Linked DNA regions of Mus musculus: region 2 is linked to region 1. A link is a loop called in an ENCODE intact Hi-C map of the cell type or tissue named here. Cell type or tissue: gastrocnemius. All regions are shown on one strand. Each heading gives the region's core, and the rest is flanking DNA. Links, peaks and the distances in the headings are about the cores only.

Evidence for each region. Peaks named below come from ENCODE experiments on the same cell type or tissue, not always from the same donor. Only the 100,000 strongest peaks of a DNase experiment are listed, where the experiment ranks them.
Region 2: it touches region 1 in a loop (5-fold over the local background); 6 of 42 quality-filtered maps call a loop at or near these places.

The regions. Positions count from the first base shown.
Region 1 is chr14:21,850,620-21,855,800 of GRCm38, forward strand. It overlaps A430057M04Rik (RIKEN cDNA A430057M04 gene), which reads left to right. Exons shown (of 3, transcript NM_176925.3): 3 at 3,215-5,181. The coding sequence ends at 3,378. Among named protein-coding and RNA genes, the nearest start is that of Comtd1, 4.3 kb to the left of the region's middle. In gastrocnemius, for the core only: CTCF peaks have their summits at 2,914 (motif pointing left) and 3,411 (motif pointing left); DNase peaks (open chromatin) are centred at 1,606, 2,915, 3,401 and 3,650; H3K4me3 peaks cover 1,475 bases; H3K27ac peaks cover 3,007 bases.
Region 2 is chr14:21,671,686-21,676,866 of GRCm38, forward strand. It overlaps Kat6b (K(lysine) acetyltransferase 6B), which reads left to right. Exons shown (of 17, transcript NM_017479.3): 17 at 1-793. It overlaps Dupd1 (dual specificity phosphatase and pro isomerase domain containing 1), which reads right to left. Exons shown (of 4, transcript NM_001013826.2): 4 at 4,887-5,181. Among named protein-coding and RNA genes, the nearest start is that of Dupd1, 40 kb to the right of the region's middle. RefSeq lists an enhancer at 1,755-4,015. In gastrocnemius, for the core only: no CTCF peak of the experiment used is centred there; a DNase peak (open chromatin) is centred at 3,013; H3K27ac peaks cover 139 bases.

The DNA of each region.
Region 1 (5,181 bases), core at 595-4,594:
GCACCTGCTGGGTACCAGGTGCTCAACACCCAGCCATCCCTTGAAGCAGCGGTGTTGTTCCAATTTTCAAGAGAAGGAAAGTCCTGAATTGATCATCTCTCCGAGCTCACTGCCTAGCGCCTTGCCCTCCTAAATTTCCACCGTCTTTATCAGTACCTCCCTGGGACGCACACAGAGGGAAGAGGCAGCCGTGTCCCCGCTAGGCCTCTTCAGCGGGCTTGTGGCACCGAGTCCTTGTCCTTAGCCGGAGCCCTCTTCCCCATATCTGGGGACCGGGATGGCTTGCAAGTTCTCAGTGCATCTCACAGCCTTCCTCCTGCAACCTGGCTCCAGGCAGGAGCGGTGGAGGTGGGGGAAGCGGGCGAGGAGGGAGCCATGTCACCATATATCCCAGTCAGATTAAAAAACTAATTTGAAAAGATTAATGCCTTCCATTCCTGTTACGCTGGCTCTGATACCTCTGGGCCTGTGGCCGCTCTGCCTCCTGATTATTGAATTTTTATGGCCTGGTAATTAATTGCAGATTCCCTGTTTTGTTCTATTTCTTTTTCTCTGACATTTTAATTTCAACAGAAAGCACTGGTCTCTATGCAGATTCTCTCTGGAGACCCTAATGGTCTATAAAACAGAATGACTTATTCACGTGGCACCCACTTCAGCTGGCGAGCGATTGTTTGAAACCTTGCTGATCACGCAAAATTTAATTTTCCCACCTCCCTCTCCTTTTGGTCTTCATCTCTTGTCTCTTCCTATGCAGGGACAGTGCCTCTCGATCTTTTGCAGGGCCTTGTTGTAGGAGGCTGAGTCTAAAGTCAAGGCAGGGTTTGATCCCTTTCTTTGGCAGTGGGTTCGGAACTGGGTGCATGCAGATAAATGGGCATGTCTGGCCAAATTGGGTCATAGCTGTTCATAGACACAGGGCTGGGACAGACCCTTGTGCTTCTGCCCCATGCCTTCCGAATTCTGCTTCTTCCAGCCCTGCTGACATCAGGTGGGCTTGTCTCCTTCAGAGCCAGCGCCCTACCCCGCAGTAGCCTGGCTAGGACAGGGCACCAAGTGAAGGCAGAAGGTTCAATTGAACCGGAGGACTGGGAACTTGTGTCTCCAGGAGCCAGGCTGGTGAGACAAGTCAGGGGAGGGCGATAGGGCCCCATGGGGGCTGTCACTACAGTGCTCATGTTCCACCAGAGGATACCGGAGCCACTCAGTACTCACTGCGAGATAGAAAGATGGCCCAGTGTGGCCGGGGCTTCTGGGTCTTTGTTTGAATTCTTACAAACATCTGGGTTTGTTGTTTTAAACATTGTCAGTCAACCTATTTGAACTGTGACTGATTCAGCTCACAGGGGCTCCTACTCATTCCTAGTGCAAAGAGAAGTCACAGCGCGAAGTAGAATCCCTCAGGGTTGCTGGCTTCCCGTCCCTCTGTGGCCCCCAGGAACCTTCTTCGTCCCTCTGGGCCCTCCAGGGCCCTTTCCATATTTGGTTAGTTTCCCTTTATCCTGGGCTGTGAAGATATTCTTGGGTGGATTCCCAGGGCGTCCTGCCCCTGTTTCTCAGAGAAGCTTGCAGCTTGGCTTCCCCATGTCCGGGCCGGGACTGCCAGATTCTGAAGGGAAAGTTGGGAAAGTAACGCATCTTAATTTGAGGCTTTGGGAGGTCAGGCTGAGCCTCTGGGGAACCCTAGTGGACTGAGGAGGGAGGTAGACCATAGAACGGGTTTCTTGGGTTCCTCAAATTGACCGGGGAGGAACCCAGCAACTGGGGCACCTTCTGTGCTTGGATACTGGGCAGCTGGCACTGGCAACACCCAAAGTGCTTCAGTTTCCTCCTCGTTTGAGAGGCCAGATAGGGAAGCAGTAACGGACTCCAGAGTTAGATAGACCTAGGTTCAACTGTGGGACCCCAGTGACCCCAGCCTGCCTGAGCTCAGAACCTCTCAGATGGATAAAATGGGATTGTGACGGTTTGGCTCTTAGAGCTGCCTGTGTTTGGGGATACTGAAGGTGGAGCTTAGTTACAGAAAGCTGGGTCATTGTGGGTGTGGCAAGGAAGCGAATATTGGGACCCACCTTTCCTTCTGTTTCTGCTTCCCATTCTTCACGAAGTAAACAGCCTGTGGCAACTCCCCCTGCCACCACGAGGCACAGGGCCAGCATGTCCACACACAGCACCTTGCTGAATGACTATGGACCCAGAACTCTGAAATCTGACCCCCTTTCAAGATGGCCTCTCCCTGTATATCCCAGGCTATCCTTGATCTTCTGTTCTTCTCACCTTAGACTCTCAAGTGTCGGAATTACAGGGTCCATCACCATGCTGCTTTCGCTAACTTGGTTTTTTACATGTATTGTCACTGACTGCCGTGGGTATGGCGTTTTCTATTGCTGTATTATGAATATCCACAAACCCAGTAGCTTAAAAATACCAGTGCATGGACCTGAGTCTGTGAGGGAAGGAACCCTTGTGAGGTCAGCACTGTATACTCAGGATCTCCCGAGGATGGCAGTTCTCAGAGTGAGGGGGGCCTCTCCTCTAAGCGCGGGAGTTGTCTGCACAACTCACGTCCTTCTTTTGAGAGTTATCCACCTTGGAGGCCAGTCATGGCGTCTTCTGATGCCTCTGATTTCTCTGCCTTCTCCTTTGCTTCCAGGGACTCATGTGAAGTCTTCGTTATCTCCCCGTTTTCAGGTGAGCTGGCTAGGAACTTTAGCATCTTTTGCCGGTTAAGATAATGATCCAAAGAGTAACATCGACGGTAGAAGCCTTGGGGTCAGATTTTTGCCTGGCCCAAACTCCAGGCTTCCCCGAATGGTTATAAGGAGGCTGGCCTCCCCTTGCCTCTTTCCTCCAATGAGCAGATTCAGAAAGGACAGTGTGCCAGGCAGGGTCTTCTGATAACAAGCCACAGCGCCACCTTGTGGCAAACATCAGGTTCGACTTTACTACAAACAACAGAAGTCTCTCCAAATAGCACGTGGAAGAGGCCCAGAGGCTCAGGCTGGGATGTCCTACCATAAGATTGCTCTAATTAAAACCCAGCGCCTACCACAGCCCTCATAGCTCCGGGAGATTCCACCACAACCACCGCCGAACATTCACATTCCCCTTCTCCTGGATCACCACTTGACAGGTCTTCCACGTTTGCTGGCATCTGTAGCCAGCTCCCGTGCCTGTAGGAGTTTCTGAGAAAAGTGTCTGTCGTCTTTTCTAGGAAGGAAGACGCAGGCAGAGGCCAGCATCATCTCAGCGTGGAGAGAGGAGCTGCGGGGAGGCTTCAATGCTACTGCGCTAAGCCCCCCAGGAAGTATTGCCCACTCAAAGTGCCCACCCAAAACCAGCCACTCTAGGGGTGGCTGCAACTTGGCACCGGAATGAGCCAGTCTAGAAAGAGGAGCATGCACGCCCCCTGCTGGCAACTGCTCCAGTTACGGTTTTCCTTTTCCTTTTTCTTCTCTAGTCCTGATTGTCCCCTTCTACCCTCTCTCATCTCTCATCTGAGACAGGGTTTTACTGTGTAATCCAGGTTAGCCTCGAATTCACAGAGAGCCACCTGCTTCTGCTTCCTGCTTACAGTGTGTGCCACCACGCCGGCAAGGGTCCTTGATATTTCTTTTTCCCTTGCAGAGAAAGCTGCTTCTACCCTAGCTGGACCTCACAATATCCCTGGCAAGGTTTCTGAAGTGGAACTTCACAGCGGTCCAGGGAATCCTGCCAGGTGTGTAAACAGGACAAAGCAGTTAATACTTACCGCGTCCCCATCACTCCTTAGGATTTCCTATTGGCCCCTTTAATCCTCATACCGTTAGTCTACAGGGACAGGTACCATTTTAGCCCCATCTCATAGATGTGAGAGCCGAAACACAGACGGGTAAAGCAGCTTGTCCCACATTGCACAGCGTATAAGTAGCAGAGTAAGGATTTGAACTCAGATGTTTTAGTTTCAGGACTTAACAATTTTTTAAGGACCACACTATCCTGCAGGAAATGCCTTCCTCATCACGTGGCTTCTCTTTGGGGCAAGATAGCTGCTTGAGCTCCGGCCATTACAAATTATCTTCCTCAGATAATCAGGAAATAGGAAGGGACAAAACGGGACTCACTTCCTTCTTTTCATAAACAGAACAACATTCTGAAGGGTCCCTATAGACCTCTACTATTCCTCTTCTGACCACAGCCACATGGTCATACTTCTGCCAACAAATTGTTTTTATGTTTGTAATTATGACAAATCACTTGCAAAGTTAAAGGAAAGAATAGTTACTGGGAACATCTAGCATACACACACACACACACACACACACACACACACACACAAAGATACTGAAGACTCAGAAAGGCCAGTAATTATCTGAAGGTCACAAAGCTGGGAAAGGGTGGAGGTTAGATGTGTTGTTCCTGGATGAAACAGGTATCGCCCCAGAGACATGCTCAGTGGAGTGCTCAGAGGGAAGGACCTCTCATTAGACTTCCCGACCTCTAGGACCACCCAGGGCCACTGGTCAGATCTCCAGTGTCTTCCAGTCCCAGCCACCTCTCTGGCCCAGAACCAGTATCATGGTACCAGGCATGGCCAGCACCGACTTCATCCATCCCACTAAAGCCCACATCAGCTGTGCTCCCTGAATTTCTGTGGCTGACTCCTGAGAACTGAATAATTCAAGCCTATGTAATGGGCTAATGAATTTACTGACAAGCCAACGTGGTCGCAGTACTTGCAGTATAGAAATACTGAGTCCCAGGCAGGCAGGCAGGCAGGCAGGCAGGCCTAACATGAAGCTGTTGCCCCAGCCCTCCCTAGGGAACTTGGCCTGATGGAGTAGAAAGCCCACGTCAGCCTCACTGGTTCTTCCTCCTGCTGAGGAGCATGGTCAGGGGAAGAGGGCTGGTGGGACTTTTGATGGGAAGTAGAACCCGATAGAGCAGCAGACGTGGGTAGGAACACCCAACCCCTTCCCCACGTGCCCAAGTACCACGGTTCTTTATGAGGTAAATCAGGTTGAGGCACTGTAGCCCTGTCGCTGTTCTGTGTTGGGAATTTTGGGGTGGCTGTGAGCCCCTGGGGAGGAGACCAGCTTCCTTCCTCCTAACTTGCTCACCTGTAGAAGGTTCCTGCCGATGGCTTGCACAAGTCCCTCCCTGGAGATAACCAACTACAACCCCTCTCAACCCTGGCAGACA
Region 2 (5,181 bases), core at 709-4,708, 180 kb before region 1:
TATATGTCCAAATACTTGGCAGGATTTAAAAAAAAATAGTGAATTTGGTGTAAAGTTGCTATTTTATGGAAATGCCTCTAACTTTACATTTTCATTCCATCTGTAGATTTTTCTATCTTTATAAAATATTGGAGTTATTTTTTAAGGAAAAATAGAAAAGTAGCTTGTGAATAGCTCAAACTAAGCTTACAAATCGCATGTAAAAAAGCAGAAAAGTTATTTGTGTCTGTTTCTATTGCGTCCTTTTTTAGCCTTTGTACCTGGACAGGTGACAGTAAGGGCCAAGCAGGAGAGGCGGGCGCGGCCTTGTATAAAATAGGAGCCAGCGGGACTCTTGTATCTACCTGTTCTCTTTTTAGTCAGTTACTTCAAAAAAAAGAAAAAGCAAAAACAAAAAAACAAAAGCTGTACATTTTAACATAAAATAAATTATGATGAGCCATTTCTAGCCTCTCGTGTCCTGTCATGTTATGATTGATGGAGAATGACCAGCTGAGCTGTGTCATGTGTCACATTTCAGAACACATACACGATGGGGGAAATAAATTATTTAGTGTAAATTGAAGTTATGAGATTTTTTTTTTCTGATTTGTTTTGACTTTGGGGGAGGGGTTGGCAATAAGTATGAATGAGTACTATCTAATAAAACCATCACCTATACCAAATACCTATTTAATAAATTAATTTATAATGGATTTTAATGCTTTTCCATGAAAGTTGACTTTATGCTGGTGCATACCTTCTGTATGCCAATCATTGTCTTTAAATAAAGTGAGTTTGGTTTTTTCTTTTTGACTTTGATCTTCATTTTGCCCAGAGCTCCCACATAGATAATCCATTTGCTTCCTTTGTGCCAAGCACGTGTAAAGCCCCAGAGGCCTGGTACCACACTAGCAAGCTGCTTGCTTTTTTTTTTTTAAAGACAAGTCACAAGCTTCTGACTCATGGTGGTATGTCTCAAGATTCAAGTCTTTTCCAAAGTGTGGAGGTTTTACTCTGTTGTGAATGATTGTATGTTTTCTTTAGTGTTTATAGTAACACACACAACATGAATGCTTATACACATTCCATGGCATTCAGAGAAAGTTTTGACTGTGAGTTAAAATATTTGCTTACTTGAGCAACAAATTTAGAAGTAAATTCTTGGCTTGTTACCTGTATGCGTTTGGCTCACTAAGTTTGCAAGGCATCTAAGCAGGCGCTTGAAACTCTGCAGGTCAAACCGTCCATAACTTGGCCTCAAGCAGGCAGAGCAGTGCATCCACACCAGCGCAAAAGGCCACCCCGGTGCTCTTGCCCTTGCTTGCTTTCTATGAGTGTACGGTGGGGTTAACATCCACATTTTACCTTTGAGCCATCTGCTCCCAACAAGCCAGTGGAGTAATCTCTCAAATGGATGAGGGAGGCTTCAAAGAAGGCAAAGCGAGAGCAAAATGTAATTTTGAGAGAAAGAAAGCATGCTGTCCGTCTTCTGAGCAGCAGATGATGCTGTGCCGTTTGTCTGGATTGATTGCTAGAGCAGATGGGAGTGGCTGAGGGTCCCAGCGCTGCACATCTGGCAGGAAGCTGTTGTGTGTCTAGGAACCCTACTGAAACCCCCTCCTCCACTTTTTATGTGCTAATTTAGTATCTTGTGTCTTTGGGGGTATAGGCACTCCCATTTCCCTTTGACAGTAGCCTGTCAATCAATCAGACCTTTGCCCTCTTGCTTGTTTCACAGTCCAAGGGAGCTTATGGATCAAGTGCTAGTAGCTGTTCCACACCTGCCAGATCAGCACAGTGGTTCCTTGTGACACTGGGAGATGGCTTAGATCTGTCATAACTGGACATGACTGCTTTTAGACTGGAATCCTCTGATAGCCCTCATCTTTAAAACCAGCAATATGTTCTCTCCTTTGTAAGAGTGATCATCTGATGCCAACGGCACTTAAATAGCTCACATGGTGCCTACCCAGGTATGCAGGCCTTGCTTGCCAACATACTGTTAGAAATAGTGACCCAGACTGCCTTTGTCAGCACTCCGCCCCCATAAACTACACACACTGCCCAGGAGTGGGAGGAACACAACAAAGTTAATTGCCCCCAACTCACCCAGCTACAAATTGTAAAGCTGCAATCTATCCAGATGACCGGAATCAGCTCTCCTAAACACGAGTCTGAAATGGCCCGAACTTGTCACGTCTCTGCCATAAAATCTGTACTGCTCAGTGAATGCGGGATCCTTTGTTGGAGGACTCGAACCCAGATGCAGCCTCCTGCCATCTTTCTGGGGTGGCTTTCCTGTGTCTTCCTCCTTTACCCACTGATACCCAGAACGTTATTTCCCTCTGGTCTTGAGCATTTCTTCCGCCTCAAGATTCCAAGTCAAATTTCTAGAATCTTCTGCCCCCTCAAGGCTGTGTGCACCAAGTGCCAGCTCCCCCGTGTGTTCTCAGGTTCCCTCTTTCCTACTGAGGAAGAGAGCTATGGATTATTTCTTAAAGGTTTTGTTTTTATATTAAGTATAGGAGTGTTTTGCCTGCACTGTATGTGTGTCCCTGGTACCCATGGAAGCCAGAAGAGACTTTGGGTCCCCTGGAACTGGAGTTGCAGGCAGTTGTGAGCCACCGTGTGTGTGCTGGGAACCAAACCTGGGTGTTCTTCACCACTGAGTCAACTCTCCAGCATAGGTCAGGAATTCAAAACCAGCCTGGGCTGCTCAGGCAGTGAGAGGCTTTCTCAGACCCTCCTAGCAATAAAGGTTTCTCAGTGAGAAATGAGCTGCTTGGGATTTTTTTTCTATCAAAGGTGGCTAACCCACCAAGAGCCAATATTCCCTAGGTCACCCCCACCTTGTAAAACTTTTTTTCAAATCTTTTCATCTCCCCTGCTCTGTAAAACTTTGAAGTAAAGGCCTTGGCTCTTGCCGGTTTCCTCTTTCCTTCATTTCCTTCTCTATGCTTTCCAAATTAGCCAGGCTAGGGTAGACTGTGAGATTTTGAACCTCAGCCAGTGGAGCAGCCAAGCTCCCCCTTGCGTTAAGGATAAAAGGCAGGCCAGCTTGGCCCTCTGTGTGCTTACCAGCCCCATTTGGCTTGAGCACGCCTTATTTTACAGTAAGAAGTGGCCTTCCCCGGTTAACTTCGAGTTTATTTGAGAGCACAAGAGAAAGCAGGTTCCTTCCCAACACCCCACTAACTTGTCTGAGGTGGCCTCTCCCCACCATTTCATCTCCCGTATCCCACACTGCATTTTATTACCATCTGCACTTTGTAATTTGCTTAATCGGTTTTAGAATGTACTATAAATCTCAATAATGCTTTTTAACCAAACGAAAACGTTGCTTATGAAGTCTTTAAACACTAAACTTTCTGTTCCTCCATTCTCCTACTTCTAAATTCCAGGAGTCAGCAGGACCAGACAGCTAACACTAGGTTCTCTGCTTCAAAAGGACTCCACTCCAGGGAAAGGGGGGATGTGGTATGAGGTACGGGGACAGTGGCTCCAGAAAATCCTGAGTGGGACTATGTATGTTCTATCCTACATGTGCGTTCACCTTCAGCGAGTATGTCATGAAAATAGAAATGCTGACTTGTCTGGATACTGAATAGATGAGACCAACAGAGCTGAGGTCAAAAGGAGCCAGCAGGATGCTCTGATGAAACGCCTAAGTAGGAACGACTTTGACCCTGGGTTCCTACCCCAGGAGCCCTTGGCTCATAGGACACCAAGTGTGGGTCATCATGGAGTCCATCTGCTGGCCTCTACCACTCCAGTGTTCTCTCCCTCAGAACCATGAGAGCCCTGCTTTGTCCAGCCAAGCACCTGGCCCAATGAGCACTGTCTCCAGTCTTGCTGCCTGACAAGAGCAGGTGACTCGGTGTGTTGGCGGTACAGCTTTGCCTGTTGCCTTCGCAACGTTGTGGCAATGTTTTGGTTTTTTAAACTTATTAGGAAACCAATATTGTAACTGTTAAGTGAGTCTCTGGTAATCTCCCTTACCTATGTTAAGAGAGGACCCAGCCTTCTCCTGAACTAAGGGCACCCAGAGCATCCTCAGAATTCCTGGAAACCAACCTGTCCACAAGGTCCCAAGCTACAGGTGGCATGAAAGTAAAACAGCTTCCCCAGGAGTCACAGTGACCTGGATGACTTTACCCAGCTGCCCTGGACTCCAGCACCCTACAGTAAGAACATGTCTTGGATTTTTTAGTTCACACTGAAGACATGGGCCCTTCCTATCCTTCTCCAGCAGGCATTAGACACACACACACACACACTTTCTCCAGGACGCTGTCGTTCATGATGCTCCACTGCTGGTGTCCTCTCTCAGCAGCCTCTCTCTAGGTTCCATCTTCTCAGGGCTGCTGGTTCTGGAAGCCCACATGCGGGGTTGTGCTGCTGCTGCTGCTGCTGCTGCTTTCTCAAGAGTGAAGAATGACCATCAGGTGCCAGCTTAACTCAGCTCATCTGGCTGCTTCCCCCCTCCCCCCCCCCCCCCCCCCCGTTCCATGCAAACCACACATCTGCGGTGTGAGTAAAAAAAAACAAACCTCCCTGCTACCCTTACTGAAGGCAAAGGAGTATTCTGGTCCCCTAAAACTAAGTGCCCTGCCTCTCCTTTTCTCCCAAATTGTGAGGTTACACTCTTCCCTGTCTAAATTTACCACAACCCACTTGGATGCTGGCAGCTCTGGCTATGGCGATGCAAGGAAAGGCATTTCTGTTCAGAGGCTCAGGACACCATGCCTACCCCTGCCAGGTGCCTGCGCACATGTACATGGACTGCACTGAATAAGAAATGTGATTCTGTCCAGGCTTCCTCCCAAGTCCTAAGGCCTGTCCTGTAACACAGCTTACCAGGCAAATTTCTGTGGTTGAAAAAAAAAATCAAGCTCTATTTTTTTATCTTTTTATAATAACATGATTTTTCCCTTTCAGAGCCAAGCATTTAATCACAACACAGTACCCACACATTAAAACAAAACAAAAAACAGCCCAAACAAAGGAAACCTTTTTTTGCTTCCAACTTAAAGACAGGAGATTGTGGAGAGCGGTACCTTTTCCTTACCCAGATCCCCCTGCAGCTGACTTGGCCTACCATGAGGCAAAGAACTAGACTGGAGGAGACAGCGGGCATCCTCCCTGCTGCGCCCAGCCTTTGGTTTCACTGTCTCATCTCCCTGCCCACCAAAGCCTCCT